Linked DNA regions of Mus musculus: region 1 is linked to region 2. The links are chromatin loops, found by intact Hi-C in ENCODE. Cell type or tissue: left cerebral cortex. All regions are shown on one strand.

Region 1 (8,000 bases), 110 kb before region 2:
AGCCTGCATGGAGGAGAAGTACGGCGGGGACGCGCGGCCCGGGCCCGGCGGTGGCCTCGGGCCGGTGGACGTGCCCAGCGCCCGGTAAGGTGGGATTCCACGGCCGCCGGCGGTGCGGACAAGCTTCCCGCCTTGCTCGGACCCCGCGGGCTACCTCTGCGGTCCGTGGCTTGAGATCGGCGAGCGGGCGGGAGTCTGGGCTCGGGACGCACTGCCTGCCAGGTTCCAGTCCCTAGAGAGAGAGGATCTGAATGTCCCTCCCTGCCACTTAAGTAACGCAGGGCTCCGTAGCCTGTCCCACGGCTCGCCCAGAGGATATGCGCAAGGTGTCACCGTCTCAGGCGAAGAAACCAAAGTACAAGCCGATGAACTTGGGTATACAGCACAGCAAAAATGCAACCCTGTCATCGAGTTTTCGTTGCCGTGGTTTTGTGGGGAGAGGTGGGGGCTTATTCTAATAGTACGAAATGTACGTTCCCCCTCTCCCCCAAAACTCATGCCGTACGGGGATTCGTAGCGTGGAAATTCTTTACTTTTCCTCCAGCCTAAATTATTTTCCTTTTCCTAAAGCCTCTAGCCAGTTGTGCCCTTAGGTCCTGTCCTAAGTTCTGAGGTGGTGTTAAATAAAGCCCAACAATTTCGTTCAAACTGGTTAGCAGTATGTACGATGAGATTTCGTGATTGTTTTTGAAAAGGTTCTTAGACCGTGGTTACAGCGATACCAGCTAACTTTTGTCTGGGGGGGTGGGGGTGGAACCCATATGCCGAGTAGAATTTAAACCAACTGCGGGATTTGCAGAATGCATTTGGTTTTCTGTCTATTTTCAGCAATTCATTTATAGCATGTCACGTGTCAACCAGTGACCATAAAACAGCTAGATGCAGAAGGGGCTAGTGCTATGGTTTGGTAATAAAGGGAAGTAATAGAAGGGACAAGACTAGGTCAGGTCACAAAATTGGACTATGGAGACAGATTAAAGTATCAGATCTTTGTTAAATTTCCTGTTGATAACTCCAGATTTCATAGCAGAGTTGCCATATTTTTAGGAAATACAAGGGTAAAATGTGATATACTTCATTTACTCTCAAACAGTTCAAGGATGGGGGGGGGGGGAGAGTGAGAGTATAAATAGTTTAAACGTGGTAAACATCCTTTGCCAACTTACCTGTATTATTTGCTTGGCAGAGTTGCCCTTCTATCGTAGGTTATTACAGAATTCAAATTTTGACTCAGAGCTGGCTGAATTTCAAGGGATTTCAGGTTTCCAGAGTTTTCTGTATGCTCGAGCACTGGATCTTAACTGCAACATTCGAAATGATCAGATCCTTCCAGTGTGGTTATTTTTATGCCTGAGTGCACAAATTCCAGTGGTCAGGGCTGCCAGCATTTGCTGAGTACCTCCTATGCCCCAAAGACTCTTAGTGTATAGATCCCTTTAGTCTTTCCAAGAACACTACAAGCTAAGTAGTAGTATCCTTGTTTGATAGGGCAGGAAACTGAGTTGCCTAAGGTCACACAACTAATGAATGACCTGGCAGTCTGAGTTGTTTCAGAATCTGTGTATTTACTATGCATGCCTTCTGTTTACACCTATGAATGCTTGAATTCATTGAATTGAACTAGTATTATTATTATTATACATCAAAATTATTTTTGAGACAAGATATTATACCATGGTGTCCACAACTGGCCACCTCCTTCCTTAGCTTTGCAAGTGCTAACATAGGCCGCTGTACCTGGTCAGCAGCTTTGCTGTATATGTGTGTGAATTATGTGCTGGTATGGCCTGTTCCTTGAGGCAGAGGCCCTCTCTGGGCCTGGATGCGGCCTAGCAGCCTCAGGCTTCCCTCTGCCTCTGTAGTGCAGTGACTGACACCCTGGCCTTACGTGAGTGCCAGGGGCTCACGCTCACACACGCAGCAAGTGCTTATGTGTGTACATTGTTTGGGCATATTCTCCCTCGTACCTGCCCCCATGCCCTCCTCCTCTCTTGATATCTAGAGACTGTGAGTGGCAGCAGTGGACACATTTCAAGAAGGAACTATAAACTCATATCCAAAATTTAATAATTGCGAGTTTAGAGACCTGAAGAAATTTCTAACCAACCACATAGAAGACCAGTTATATTTTTATTTGGTCACTTAATAGCAAGCAGTGGTTCCTGAGTTGGGGAGCTGGGTTGAATGCCCCAGCTCTGCCCAGAGGCTCAGTAACCTGTATAAGAAAGTCTCCCATCCCTGTCTTCACCTACCAGTCATTTCCCCCCTTAATATGAACTGCGGTGTTTCTGTGTATGGTTACTTAGCCTTAACTAGTCTTGTCTAGATGTCCAGCAGGAAGTTGTAGTAACTAGAACTTTGACAATCAAAGACTGCAGACGCTTGAGGATGTGGTGGCACACAGCTAATCCCAGCACTTGGGAGGCAGAGGCAGGCGATCTCTGAGCTCCAGGCCAGAGCTACAAAAAGAAGCCCTGTCTTTAAAAAACAAAAACAAAACAACAACAACAAAAAAAAAAATCCAGGAACTAGCAAGACAGTTCAGCAGGTACAGGTCTTTACCGCCAAGACTGATGGCCTGAATTTGACCCCTTGGACCTGTATGGGAGGAGAGAGCCAACTCTGTGAGTTTCTGACTTCATATGCTCTTATGCGAGCACACATGCACACACACACAAATAATAGTAATAATAATAATATATGTAATAAAGGAATTTTTTAAATCAAAGAATACTATATTTAAAAGTTGAAGTAATTTTTCTAATTTGATAATTATAAGCAGAAAGCTCTTGAGTTATGTGCATGATTGTAAATGTGGAGAAAATATTTGTTGACAAACATAGGAAAAGGTTTGTAAATTGTTTACCTGTGAGGAGAGAGCTAGAAGTGATTTTTTTAAAACCTTTCCAATAATCAGCTACTCAGGAATTAACGTTATGACCTTTGGGGTGCTATGCACATATGTGTGTATGAAAATAAAGTTGGCTTATTAATACTAATATATCATGAGCATTTTACATGAATAGCTTCATATCTCTCATTCAAGACCTAGTTTTTTTATTTTTAATACGTTATATAGAAGTCTATATTCTTTGTAAAACAAGTATTTACATGCAGTTTGACTTTTCCTTGATTTTAATCATAAGCAATCTACTGCTAAATTAGGCTAAACTAAATTGGCTAAATTGAACTAAACTAAATGCAGTAGGATCTTCAAGGTCTCCTGCCCAATGCTCGTATTTTAGAGGTGTCTGTCAGCTTACTTGGGAAGCGTAGCCGGTCTGCTTGCCTGTTCTTTCCTGAAGACCTGGAACTCCTTGAGGACAGGGCCTTGCGTGTGTCTTGGTTATTACACAGAATCATGGAACTGGAGAGGCTTGGATAGATAGGGATTCTCCCGCATAAAAGAAACCGGATTGCCCACAGTGCCCCACCCCCACCCCACAGATGAATTCCTTATGGTTCTTCCCTGCTATTGTTTATTCTATATTAACTTTTATAGTTAGACTTATTAAATGGATACAGCATCTTTAGCTAAAAATTTTTAAATTACTTTTTAATGTATTTGGGGTTTGACTAAAAATATAAATAAAAATGTAAATTTTAGGTAAGTTAGATAAGATGGTCATGAGTTTGAGATTGGTCTGTACTACATAGTAAGATCCTATCTCAAAAAGGGGGATGGTAATAAAAGGTTTTCCTTTAAGGCAGAGATAAGGTAGACTAGCTCAAGGCACTCCTTTCCCTGTCAGGAGAAAGAGGTGAGGCTGTGCCTGAAGCTACCCAGGCCTGGGTTGAATATTCCATGCTCACTTAGTGCATGTTGGATGCTACAAAGGGCCATGAGACCAAGGGAAGTCTGGCAAAAAGAAAGCAAATCTTTCTGCTCAGCTTCCCAAGTAACTGGGATTACAGGCATATGCCACCAGGCCTACCTTAGACATTAATATACGTTGAAAATAAACCAGGAGTATAGGACCCAAAGTTTTAGCAGTAGTTAACATGTGGATGGTGGGTTGTTTGGAGAGGGTTTTTATTGTTTTCTATGTGTTCATGTGTATTTCTGTAGTTTTTATTATGGGTATTATGAGAGGAAAATAAGATTACAGTGATCCTAGTGATTTCAATTATATTAAAAATTGTTCCTGTTCTTATTTTTCAGATTAACAAGATACATTTTATTGCTGTGTTTAACCAAATGTTTGAAGGCTGTGGGACTTTTTGAATCATATGATCTCCTAAAAGCTGTTCACATTGTTCAATTTATTTTTATATTAAAACTTGGGTGAGTATGGAGAGGGCCTTAATGGTTTTTGTTTGTTTGTTTGTTTGTTTGTTTTGTTTTGTTTTTCGAGACAGGGTTTCTCTTTGTAGCCCTGGCTGTCCTGGAACTTACTCTGTAGACCAGGCTGGCCTCAAACTCAGAAATTCACCTGCCTCTCCCTCCCAAGTGCTGGGATTAAAGGTGTGCACCACCATGCCTGGCTCTTAATGTTTTTTATTTCTCTGAAAATCCTCTTTTGACTATTTTTAAGAAATCTTACTTATATGTTCTGTGAAGTTTATTTCTTCTGACAGCTAACTGAATTTTTTTTCTATAAATAGAAGCTTGTACAAGAGTAGAAGTATAGAGACCTGTAGAAAAAGTTATTTCAGCTGAGTGTAGTAGCCCATAATCCCAGCACGTGGGAACTTTAGTCATGAGGATCATGAATTAATTGGAGGCCAGCCCCAGTTACACAGTGAGGCTCTGTCCCAAAAATAAAGTAAAAGAAGTTAGTTGAATTCTAATGACTTGCCAAACAGGCTTTTAGTTCAGTTTGTATTGCTAAGATTCTTGCAAAGCTCTTTTAATGCCTTGCTTAATAGACTGTGTGGTTCCTATCTGTGCTAGCAATCAGTCTTTTGTAATGTCTTGTATCATTTAATTTCATAGAAGATGAGGGTTCCCTCACACTTCTGAGGACAGATGTAAAAAAAAAAATGGAGATGTTGTATTTTCATAAAAGTGATTTTGACAGGCTGGAGAGATGGCTCAGCAGTTAAGAGCACTGACTGCACTTGCAGGGGTCCCAGCCTCAGTTCCCAGTATCTATCTGTGTGGTTCATACCTGCCTATAATGCCAGCTCCAGAGTTGAAATTCTTCTGGCCTCTGTGGGCATGGATCCACATATGTAGACACACACATACACATAACTAAAAATAAAGTAAATCTTTAAAAAGTATATACTCCCTGTGGAGTCGTAGACTATCTTCTGATGTAGCTCAGTCATGAGGCAATTATTAAAATATTACCTAAGCTTGACTTAGTACAGACATTTCTTTCTTTCTTTCTTTCTTTCTTTCTTTCTTCCTTTCTTTTTTTTTTTTTTGGTTTTTCGAGACAGGGTTTCTCTGTGTATCCCTGGCTGTCCTGGGGTAGACCAGGCTGCCCTTGAACTCAGAAATCCACCTGCCTCTGCCTCCCAAGTGCTGGGATTAAAGGTGTGCACCACCCTCGGCTAGTACAAACATTTCTTGTTTCCAAGTTAGATCATGCTGGGCTGTGCCCCCTACATAACCTCGTCAGAGTACGGGGCCCTCATGTTCTGTAAACTGTACAGTTTGTGTGCCATTTTCTTCCTCAGTAGAGGCTTATAGTCCTTGAGATGAATAGTAACCCACTCTGTGCTAATACTCTTAAGGCTGTAGTTTGCCAGGTTAGGAAAGAGGTTCTTGATTAGAAAAGTTAAGCATTTGTATTTAACTGACAGTAAAAAGATGAAGGCCTGTTACTGTTTTATTGGCTCAAGATTTATTACTATCGAGCTTAAGAGAAGATGAATTATTTTCTTTGCTATTTTCAGGTATTAAAAGTATTGAAACTAATCATAGTGGCCCATGCCAGTAATCCCACCACTTAGGAGGCCGAGACTCATAAGTCCAGGATCAGTCATGAGATGCAATGTTCATACCCATTACTACTTTGTGGTTTATGAACTAGTTGTGAAGACAGTTATCAGGAAGTCCTGAGTTCTGCCATGAAAGCCTCGTCGCTAAGGACAGTCTCTGCTACAGTTCTTCTGTTGCTGTTTTATTTCCTGACGCAGGGTCTCTGTAGCTTTGGCTGACATGGAGCTTGCTCTGTAGACCAGGCTAGCCTCTAACTCACTGAGATCCACCTGCCTCTGCCTCAGGGATGCTACGATTAAAGGCATGTGCCACACTGACCAGCAATACTCTTGTGTTTTGAATTAGTGTTTTTGTATTATATAAAAAATTTTCTGCCCTTACAGAATCATAATGGTTTAATTATAGCAAGGATTTAATATTTTTCTGGTATCATTCTTCAACATTTTTGTATCAGATTAGTGTATCTAATGTGTGTAAACACATCCATCTCATTAGTGTAAAAATTTGCTTTTATCTTTAATAAATAGTAAAATCATTTACACCAAAGACTAAGATATATTTTAAAGATAAATTTGATTTGTCAGCAGTAAATGTTTGATCTGTACATATATTTTACGTATCTATATATCACAATAGCATAAAATACATCAGCTGGAAAGGGGCCACAGGTAGAGTTTGAAAAGCTCTGCTCTAAAGGACAGGGTGTTCTGGTGTATTTATTAAAACTGCACCTTGTAACTAATGTTAATATGTTACTCTCTTAATGTTTACAGGACTGCATTTTTTATGGTTTTGTTTCAAAAACCGTTTTCTTCTGGGAAACCTATTACAAAGCATCAGGTGAGATGTGGGCGAGTCACTTGCTCCTACAGCTTTCCTCTCAGTGGGCCAGAGTAAAGTGCCCTGTTTTGAAAACTTCTAGACTGTTTCCTGTTTTCTTTTGGGACTTTTGTTTTTTTGAGGCTTTGTTGTTGTTGTTTTGGTTGGTTGATTTGGTCTGGTCTGGTCTGGTTTGAGGCGGAACCTCCTGTAGCCCATTCTGGGCTGGACCTTGTTAGGCAGCCACAACTGGCCTTTCAGGCCTGATGACCCGGCCTCTGTGTCCCCAGTGCTGCTCTTGCAGGCTTACACTAGCGTTCCCGTGTACACAGTGCTGATGCGGGAACTCACGCGGGTGGGCAAGCCTTGCTTTCAGAGTTGAGGCTCACAAGTGAACTATAAATTTTCAATGTAAATAGAATATTTTCAAATGTAGAAAAGGGTGGCAAATTTTAAAGGGATGTATTTTATCTTTCTTGCCTCAGTTTTGCTCACTTGTAAAGTGGAGGTAATAATATTGTTCTCTATCTGTATTACATAGCTATATCATGTATCTGTGAGGAATAAATTAATTTATACATGTAAGGGTTTTTAATTATATCTCATGTGAGTATGCAGTACCCTTTAGGTGGCTTCATGCCAGAAAGGTTCCTCATTATTATCAGAGTGGCAAGTTAAGGACTTCTGTTTTCGACACCAAGAACATCTTTAAAATATAATTATCTTTCTAACTCCATTGAAGGTCTTTTTTCTCTATTTTCAAATGATTATAGCATAAAAATTGCTCATAGAAAACATGGTGGTATACACATGTACTCACATAGTGCGTCTAGTCAGAAACAGAAAGATCAATATGAGTTCTAGGCTGGCCTGAGCTCCATGGTGAAACCTGGCATCAAAAATAAAGTCCTCATGAACAAGATTTTTAAAAGACTAAATCATTAATTACGGCTAGAAAACTAGTGAAAAAAATGGAAAATTATACTGCATTGGAAAAAGATTTGAGCAAACAGCCAGGCATGGTGGTGTATGTCTTTAATTCCAGCACTCAGAAAGTAGAGACTGAGGGGTCTCTGAGTATACAAAGCTACATAGTCAGACTGTCTCAAAAAAACCTAGCAACAAATGATACATAGTGGAATGTGGTTAGGCAGATAGTCTTGGCGTTTCTATTTAATGTTAAATATGTGATTATTTAACCTTTAAAATGTTACATAGTTATCATATTTCCTTCTGGGCATTGTTTGGTTTCTTTTAAGACATGTCTTGATGTGTTAGGCCTGAGCAA
Region 2 (8,000 bases):
TATTATTTATTTATAACCACATGAGAGGTGGAGGCAGAGGCAGGAGGAGTAAGTTAAAGGCCAGCCTGGACTTCATAGCAAGTTTTAGGTTGACGTGACATAACGTGCGTGATCTCAAAAATCCAAGCACTGGTGGATGTATCTTAGTGGTAGAACACTTGCCTAGCATGCTGAAGGCCCTGGATTTACCAGTAGCATGTGTGGGAAAAGAAAACATAATTTTTAAAAATTATTCACCAACAATAAATTCCAATATTATTAAATAAAAAATAACAATTTAACTTGATTTTTTTTTCCCCCTTTGCAGCTCCTTGATGCATTTGGACATAAGTCTAACATTAGCCTTGTCTTTGATTTTATGGAAACTGACCTCGAGGTAAGATAGGATTCCTGGAGACTTATTCTTCTCTAGGTGAAAGAGAAACCCGCATGTTTATTCTGCTTTAAGAAAATACTGATGCACAAAAAAAATTGCTTAATTCTGCAGAAGTCAAAAGATCTCTAATTTCTTTATATTTAATTGTACTTCTAGTATTATGTACAGAGATTAAGATTTTATTGGCATTTTACCAAGTTCTCTTTTACTTACTGACTTTTTTTTTTGCACATTAGACTTGACAATTTTACATTTATCCTCATATTATCAAAGGTTAATGTCTTCTTTTAGAAAATCAAGTTTCTTTATAAAAGTTGCAGGCTTTTTATTAATTAAATCTCCAAAACACTAATAGTCCAAGGATTTAAAACTAAAATTCTTATACATTGCTGGTTTGAGTCCAAATTCTATAGTCCCTCTAGAAAGCAGTACAGTTTGTTAAAAATTAAAGACATATTTACTCTCAGATCAAAGGTAAAGGGAATTTTATGACAGCATCAAGCAAAGGAATGCACTAGATATAGACCAGTAACAATGTTACTGGTCCCCGCATCAGTAGCTCTAATTCACCAGTACTATAGTGTGTGTAATAACACCAGTAATACTACAGTCATTAGTAACAGTTATGTGCTCTAGCAACCACTGTATGTTACATATCCAAGAGAAAACACTTGGTGTATGGGTGTTCACTAAAACTAGAAACAGCTAAAATGTGTTTTATCTAGAGGATGTATATAGTCACTTACACAAGAAAGTGCTACCCAGGAATAAAAAGGAACCAATAAGTCTAATAACAAACTGACTGGCAGAGCTTCCAGGTCATCTCATCGGATTCAGTCCTCTTTCCCTCTGTTGCCTTCCGTCATGGCCTACATTTTCACTCTTTCCCAGGCCATTTCAAGACATAATTACCCCTGTAAGGAAATGCTTGGTCTCCTTTAATTCTACCACAATTGCTTGGAACTCACTCTGTAGACCAGACTGGCCTTGAACTCAGAAATCTGCGTGTCTCTGCCTCCCACCCCGCCCGGCTGTGTGTCTGTTCTTAAGCAGCCTCTCTCCTGCCAAGAGGTTATACTGTGGGGCTGAGGTAGAGCTCAGGCCAGTCTTCCTTACCATGTGAGCCGGGCTGGGATGAAGTAGTTCCCAAGGCGTGCACTTGCTAGGAGGAGCAAGGAAACCCACAGATACTTGATACTTCTAAGCCAGAGTTGTAGGGTGCACAGCATTGCTTACCACCCAAACTAATGATATTCTTTTTTTAACCACTTAATTCTGGAAATTCATACAACACCTTTTTTTTTTTTTTTTTTTTTTTTTTTTTTTGGGGGGGGTTTTTCAAGACAGGGTTTCTCTGTGTAGCCTTCGCTGTCCTGGAACTCACTCTGTAGACCAGGCTGGCATTGAACTCAGAGATCCACCTGCCTCTGCCTCCCAAGTGCTGGGATTAAAGGCATGCGCCACCACGCCCAACTCATACAACACTTTTTAAAGGAGAGTTGGATATTATACCATAGAAATTCTTGACATGAATATATTAATTTTAAATCAGTAAGTTCTTTGCTAGAGCTCATTTGGAATAATGAAACATAGCTGCATATTGCCTGTCTATTTTATAGGTTATTATAAAGGATAACAGCCTTGTGCTGACACCATCCCACATTAAAGCCTACATGTTGATGACTCTTCAGGGCTTAGAATATTTACATCAGCATTGGATTCTACACAGGGTAAGATTCTAAGGAATGATCCATCTATCTGTGAGAGTCTTGCTTTGTATTCCAGGAAGGCCAGGAATTTGCCTTGCGGCCCAGTTGGCTTCAAATTCATGGTTTTCTGCTTTAACTCCTGAAGGCCAGAAAGTTGTGGGCATTTTTACCACATCTGACTTTTAATGTTGCTGCTTAAGTTTGATTAAACTTTTTGTCAGTGGTCAGTTGGAGTTTTGTTTTACGTATTTTAAGTGCATGTGTCTGTTAGTGTGAGTCCAGGTGCATGACTAGTTGGGTGTGTGCCACAGTACATTGTGGCAGTCAGATGAAAACTCCCAGGAGTCACTTCTCTTCTGCCACTTTGAGGGGTTTATGAATCAAATTAAGGTCATTACATTTACTGCAAATGGCTCTAACTGATGAGCCACCTTGCCAGTCCGACGGTGGTTTTGTTTTGACTATAGCACCTCCCCTGTAACCTAGGCTGGCTCTGTGCTTATGAGACTACTGGTGCATGCCGTCATCCATTTTGATCTCTCATTGTCTAAGGTCCCCTACTACCCTTTGGTTTTTAAGACAGAACTCAATCTGTAGACCAGGCTGGCTCTGCCTCCCAAGTGCTGGGATTAAAGGCGTGCATTACACCCAGCTTTGTTCTCTGAGTTTTAAAGTTAACTGGTGCTGGGCCATAGCTCAGTTGGTAAAGTGGATGCCCAACGTATATGAAGCCCTGGGGTTCAGTCCTCAACCCCACATTTGGTAAACCCTTAGTCCCAGCACTCTAGCGTAGAGGCAGAAGCATCAGAAGGTCAAGGTCATCTTTTTGATGACAGTGAGTTCAAAGCCAGACTGGGCTACGCTGTCTTGATTACCTAACTAAGTAAGTAAAGCAACCTAACTAAGTGTATCCATGTGTTGTTTTCCTCTAATCCTGCTTCATTTTGTTTGTATTGATAACTGCTCGATACAGGATCTGAAACCAAACAACTTGTTGTTAGATGAGAATGGAGTTCTGAAACTGGCAGATTTTGGCCTGGCCAAATCATTTGGGAGCCCCAATAGGGCTTACACACATCAAGTTGTGACCAGGTAAGAACACAGAATTGAGCAGTCTTCTCTGAAATAACTTTTCAGAACTTAGGAGTGAGTCACACTTGCTATGTTCTCAGAATACAGTCCTTTTTATATTATGTCTACTTTATCACAGTAAAAAACACATAGCTCTTTCTGACAGAATCTAACTCAGTCCTTCAACTGGATATTTTTGCTAAGCTAAGTATTGAGTGTCCCAGTAACTTTTTTTTTTTTTAATTCAAAAAATTATTGTAAACTGGGCATGGTTTTGAGCTCATTTAATCCCAGCACTTGGGAGGCAGAGACAAGGTGGATCTCTTTTGATGTCAGTCTGGTCCACAGCATGAGTTCCAGGACAGCCAAGGCTGTTATGCAGTAAAACACTTGTCTTGAAAAACCAATGCATATAGGTAGCCTGGGTAGCTAACCTCAGGATATAACATGGTGTCTTGGACTTGCTAGGCAAATGTTTTATTTCTTTTGTGTATATGGGAGTGAGGGCACTTGTGTGTATAGAGGCCAAAGGACAGCTTTAAGTGTGGTTTGGTTCCTTGAGAGCTGTCTACACTCTGAGTGTTTGTGCGAATGTGTGCACGCATGTGCCTGGGTGGGGGGAGCTGTTGTTCAAGTATATGGGTGCTTATGTTTGGTGACTGAAGTTGAAATCAAGTGTGTTCAGTCTCTCTCCATTTTACATAGATTCAGTCAGTTTAACTACCTGGCTTGTTGTGGGCAGCCCTATCTCCCTGAGCACAGGAGAACTACCAAGATAGCCCGGCATTGATGTGAGTGCTGGGAATCCAGAATCCTGTTCCGAGGCTTATACAGCAAGCACTTTACCCACTGAGCCCAGCCCTCCACCGTGGTTTTTGAGATAGTATCTCATTGGGATCTGGAGCTAGGTGATAGGCGCGGCTTGCTGGCCAGAGAATCAGGATCCTCCTCCTCCGCTTCTCCAGCCTTGGGAGCTGGGATTAACCTCAGGCCTGCATGCTTGATGGGGATGTGTGGTGGAATCTAACTGAGCCATCTGCTCCCTCAAAAGTACTCACACACAGTTTAGCTTCATACACAGTAAATTTTGAGAATAAGTAATTTATTTTGCCTTTACATTTTAGTTAAGATAAGCTACAACTTCTATTTCAACTTTATTTATTGGCCTTGTTTATTACATTTATCAATACTGATCTTATAGCATGTATGGATATAAATTCTCTATTCAAAGCATTAATATTTGCATTTTATGTTATAAAATGTTGTGGGTGGTGTTCATAGTTTTGATGTGTCAAAACAGGAAATAAAAAAATAATCCCATACTAAAAACCCCCACAGATTTTATAATTGTCATGGTGGCTTTGTTTTCTTTTCTTCCTTTTGAAATGGGGTCTCATATAACCTAGGCTGGCCTCAGACTCTGGTCTGTCTCAGACTCTATCAAAGGACGAGTTTGAACTCCCCATCCACTTCTCCTCCATATTGGATTGACAGATGTGTCAACAAGTCTGATTTGCATTTGCTGGTTTTGTTTGTTTGCTTGTTTTTTTGAGACAGGGTTTCTCTGTGTAGCTCTGGCTGTCCTGGAACTCACCCGTAGACCAGGCTGGCCTCTGCCTCTCAGGTACTGGAACTAAAGTTGTGCACCACCACACCTGACCTGCATTTGTTAATTCCTAAGATTTTTTAAGGATCTGAGAAAAATTACAGATTCTCCTATACATTATTTTGCCATCTTCTTCCAAATAAATATTATGAGTATCAGTTGCCTGAGCCCTGGGTAAGAAGAGAGGATGTGAGCTCTCGGAAGATTTTGACAGTGGGTTACCAGAGTGGACATCATTGATGAAGCTGACAAAAATAGAGTGTTAAGAATAAAATCCTAGATTTTAAAGGTCATGGGGCTCTTTTTGGTCGTATCTCCTTGGCAATTGACTGTGTCAAGATGAAGCCAAACACCTCTTTCCTAGCCTCTTGTCGTCAGAGACTTGTTGAAGTGGATGATGGAGAACCTCATACTTGCTGTGAGATGCCCATGACCACAGATGTGACTGTTGATGTTCTGAGTGAAGAGTGGAAGGAAGGGTCATGAGGTCCGAATCAGTGATGGCAACAACAGACAGGGTTCTTCCATGAAGCAAGGTGTCTTGACCCATGGCAGAGTGTTTCTGCTGTTGAATAAGGGGTGTTTTTTAAAAAAATTTTTTATTAGATATTTTCTTCATTTACATTTCAAATGCTTTCCTGAAAGTCCCCTATACCCACCCCCGCCACCGCCCTGCTCCCTTACCCGCTCACTCCCACTTCTTGGCCCTGGCATTCCCCTGTACTGGGGCATATAAAGTTTGCAAGACCAAGGGGCCTCTCTTCCCAATGATGGCTGACTAGGCCATATTCTGCTACATATGCAGCTAGAGACACAAGCTCTGGGGCTACTGGTTAGTTCATATTGTTCCACCTATAGGGTTGCAGACCCCTTCAGCGCCTTGGGTACTTTCTCTAGCTCCTCCATTGGGGGCCCTGTGTTCCATCCAATAGATGACTGTGAGCATCCACTTCTGTATTTGCCAGGCACTGGCCTAGCCTCATAAGAGACAGCTATATCTGGGTTTAAGGGGTGTTGTTACAGACCAAGGAGAACTGGAGAAAGGAAGGGCAAGTCTTTTTATGGTTGCATTGTAGATACCAATCTGAATGTTCTCAACTTAGTTACTGTATTAAAAAAAAAGTGGGGGTGGAGTGAGCAGGATATTCCTGGACTTGAGAGATACTCCTGGGCCTCTGAGCTTGCAGCCCACAAGAGAATCTAAAAACTTTCAGTCTCCAAAGATGTCTGCCAGTATATGGCTTGAAAGCTCTTAAACAAAGAAGGTAAAATGCCCAGGACCAACCAGGGTACCTGAGATGCAGTGCCTTGATACTCCATGTGTCCTACAACACACACACCAGTGTGTTGCTCTGGCACAGCAGCACACCAAGAGGAGCAGGAGGAAGCTGCAGAGGAAGCTAAACTTCTGGTCAAGAGAATGAAGGAAGTCAAAGATGCCGGGAACAGATTGCCAAGAGACATAGACTCTCCTCCCTGAGAGGGCCTGCTTCTAAGTCTCAGCTCACCCAACAATCTCTAATTCTACCAGATAAATGATCAGACCCTGGAAAACAAAAGTAGAGGAGAAGTTTAAACAAAAGTTTAGGGGCCAGATGCAGTGTCAAACCTGAAATACTCAGCACTGGGAATGCAGAGGCAGGAGGATCAAGAATTCAAGACGGGGCTGGAGAGATGGCTCAGTGGTTAAGAGCACCGACTGTTCTTCTGAAGTTCCGGAGTTCAAATCCCAGCAACCACATGGTGGCTCACAACTATCCATAATGAAATCTGATGCCCTCTTCTGGAGTGTCTGAAGACAGCTACAGTGTATTTACATATAATAAATAAATAAAATCTTTAACAAAAAAAAAAATTCCAGACAGGCCTTAATTATAGTGATCTCCGGACCAACTATGCAAGACCCTGTTTCAAAAAAATATAAAAATAAATGTAGGCTAATAAAAAATTGAAAAAAAAACAAAAAAATGTAGGGAAGAATAAGAGAGAAAGAATTGGACATAAGTGGCTTTTAGAGAAATAATGGGAAATATAGTAAGAAATAGCATGTTAATGGGAAGTCAAGTAGAGAGCAAAGAGTTTATGACAGAAAAGTGGAGAGAATTTCAGCAATCATGTTCTTGAGGACTGGAAAGGCAGGGGCTGTGGGACTCATGGTGAGTAGTGGGATCTAAGAAATGCAAGGATACTTAATCTTTCAAAAATTAGCCTTCCTGGGCATGTTGGCCCACATCTTTAATTCCAGCACTTGGGAGGCAGAAGCAGGCAGATCTTTATGAGTTCAGAACTGCAGAGTGAGTTCCGGGAAAGCCAGGACTACACAGAGAAAACCTGTAAAAGTACCCTTTATTCACCTGATGTAATTGCCATCTCTGCAGGCTTACTGCCTCCATCTGTTAGCCTAGTCCTGGAAGCTTCTAGCCGAGGACAATCTTATCTAGGTCTAGAATATTCTCAGCCTCTAAGACTTGCTGCCAAAAAAGCTCTCCCCTCAGCCCCTTTTCTAGTTCTTTTCTTACCTCTGACTGGCTGCTTCACGCAGCTGTTCTGCTTCAAACTCCTCTTCAAGCTGACTGATCCAATCTGGCTTCTGTCTTGGTCTCTGGCTGGATTGCTCTGCTTGGCCTCGTACTAACTCTGGCAATATAGTCTAATCTTCTGTCTCCTTCTCCTTCTCTGGCTTGTTCTGTCTTCACCTGTCTAGCTTGTTCTCTCTGCAACTTGTCTCTACCACTGTCCCAGTAAAAACTGCCTCTTCTCCTATCTTCCTCCCCCTGCCTCTCTCTCCACTGCGCGCACTCTCTCTCTCTCTCCCTCTCCCTCTCTCTCTCTCTTTTTGAGACTGTTTCTCTGTATAGCCCTGGCTGTCCTAGAACTCTGTAGACCAGGCTGGCCTCGAACTCAGAAATTCGCCTGCCTCTGCCTCCTGAGTGCTGGGATTAAGGGCGCAGTGGCACACGTGGTGTGCTACCACGCCCAACTCTCCACTACTCTCTCAAGTAACATCCTTTTCCTCCCTTCTTGTAAGAGTTGGGCATATCCTATTCTGTCAAATCTTTCTTTGATTCATTTCTTTGTCTGCCTTTCAGTTAGTACCTTCCAAATGTGGGTGCTCCCGTTTACCAAATGACTTTACCTTCATTGTTTGGGACTAAAGGTGTGTACTAAGGCTGAGCCACACCATAACTAGTAACAGTTTTTCCTAGTAAACAGCATAATCTTGGAGTTTACAGTGTGA

Evidence for each region. A loop is a pair of places that touch in the nucleus more often than their neighbours do. Peaks named below come from ENCODE experiments on the same cell type or tissue, not always from the same donor. Only the 100,000 strongest peaks of a DNase experiment are listed, where the experiment ranks them.
Region 1: it touches region 2 in a loop (2.1-fold over the local background); 2 of 42 quality-filtered maps call a loop at or near these places.

What each region holds. Positions count from the first base shown.
Region 1 is chr13:100,825,185-100,833,184 of GRCm38, reverse strand. Slc30a5 (solute carrier family 30 (zinc transporter), member 5) reads left to right here. Exons shown (of 16, transcript NM_022885.2): 1 at 1-84; 2 at 4,163-4,285; 3 at 6,667-6,733. The coding sequence starts at 8. Among named protein-coding and RNA genes, the nearest start is that of Slc30a5, 4.2 kb to the left of the region's middle. In left cerebral cortex, no CTCF peak of the experiment used is centred here; DNase peaks (open chromatin) are centred at 192, 757 and 4,743; H3K4me3 peaks cover 1,693 bases; H3K27ac peaks cover 619 bases.
Region 2 is chr13:100,711,678-100,719,677 of GRCm38, reverse strand. Cdk7 (cyclin-dependent kinase 7) reads left to right here. Exons shown (of 12, transcript NM_009874.3): 5 at 308-376; 6 at 1,996-2,106; 7 at 3,059-3,177. Among named protein-coding and RNA genes, the nearest start is that of Cdk7, 15 kb to the left of the region's middle. In left cerebral cortex, no CTCF peak of the experiment used is centred here; no DNase peak of the experiment used is centred here.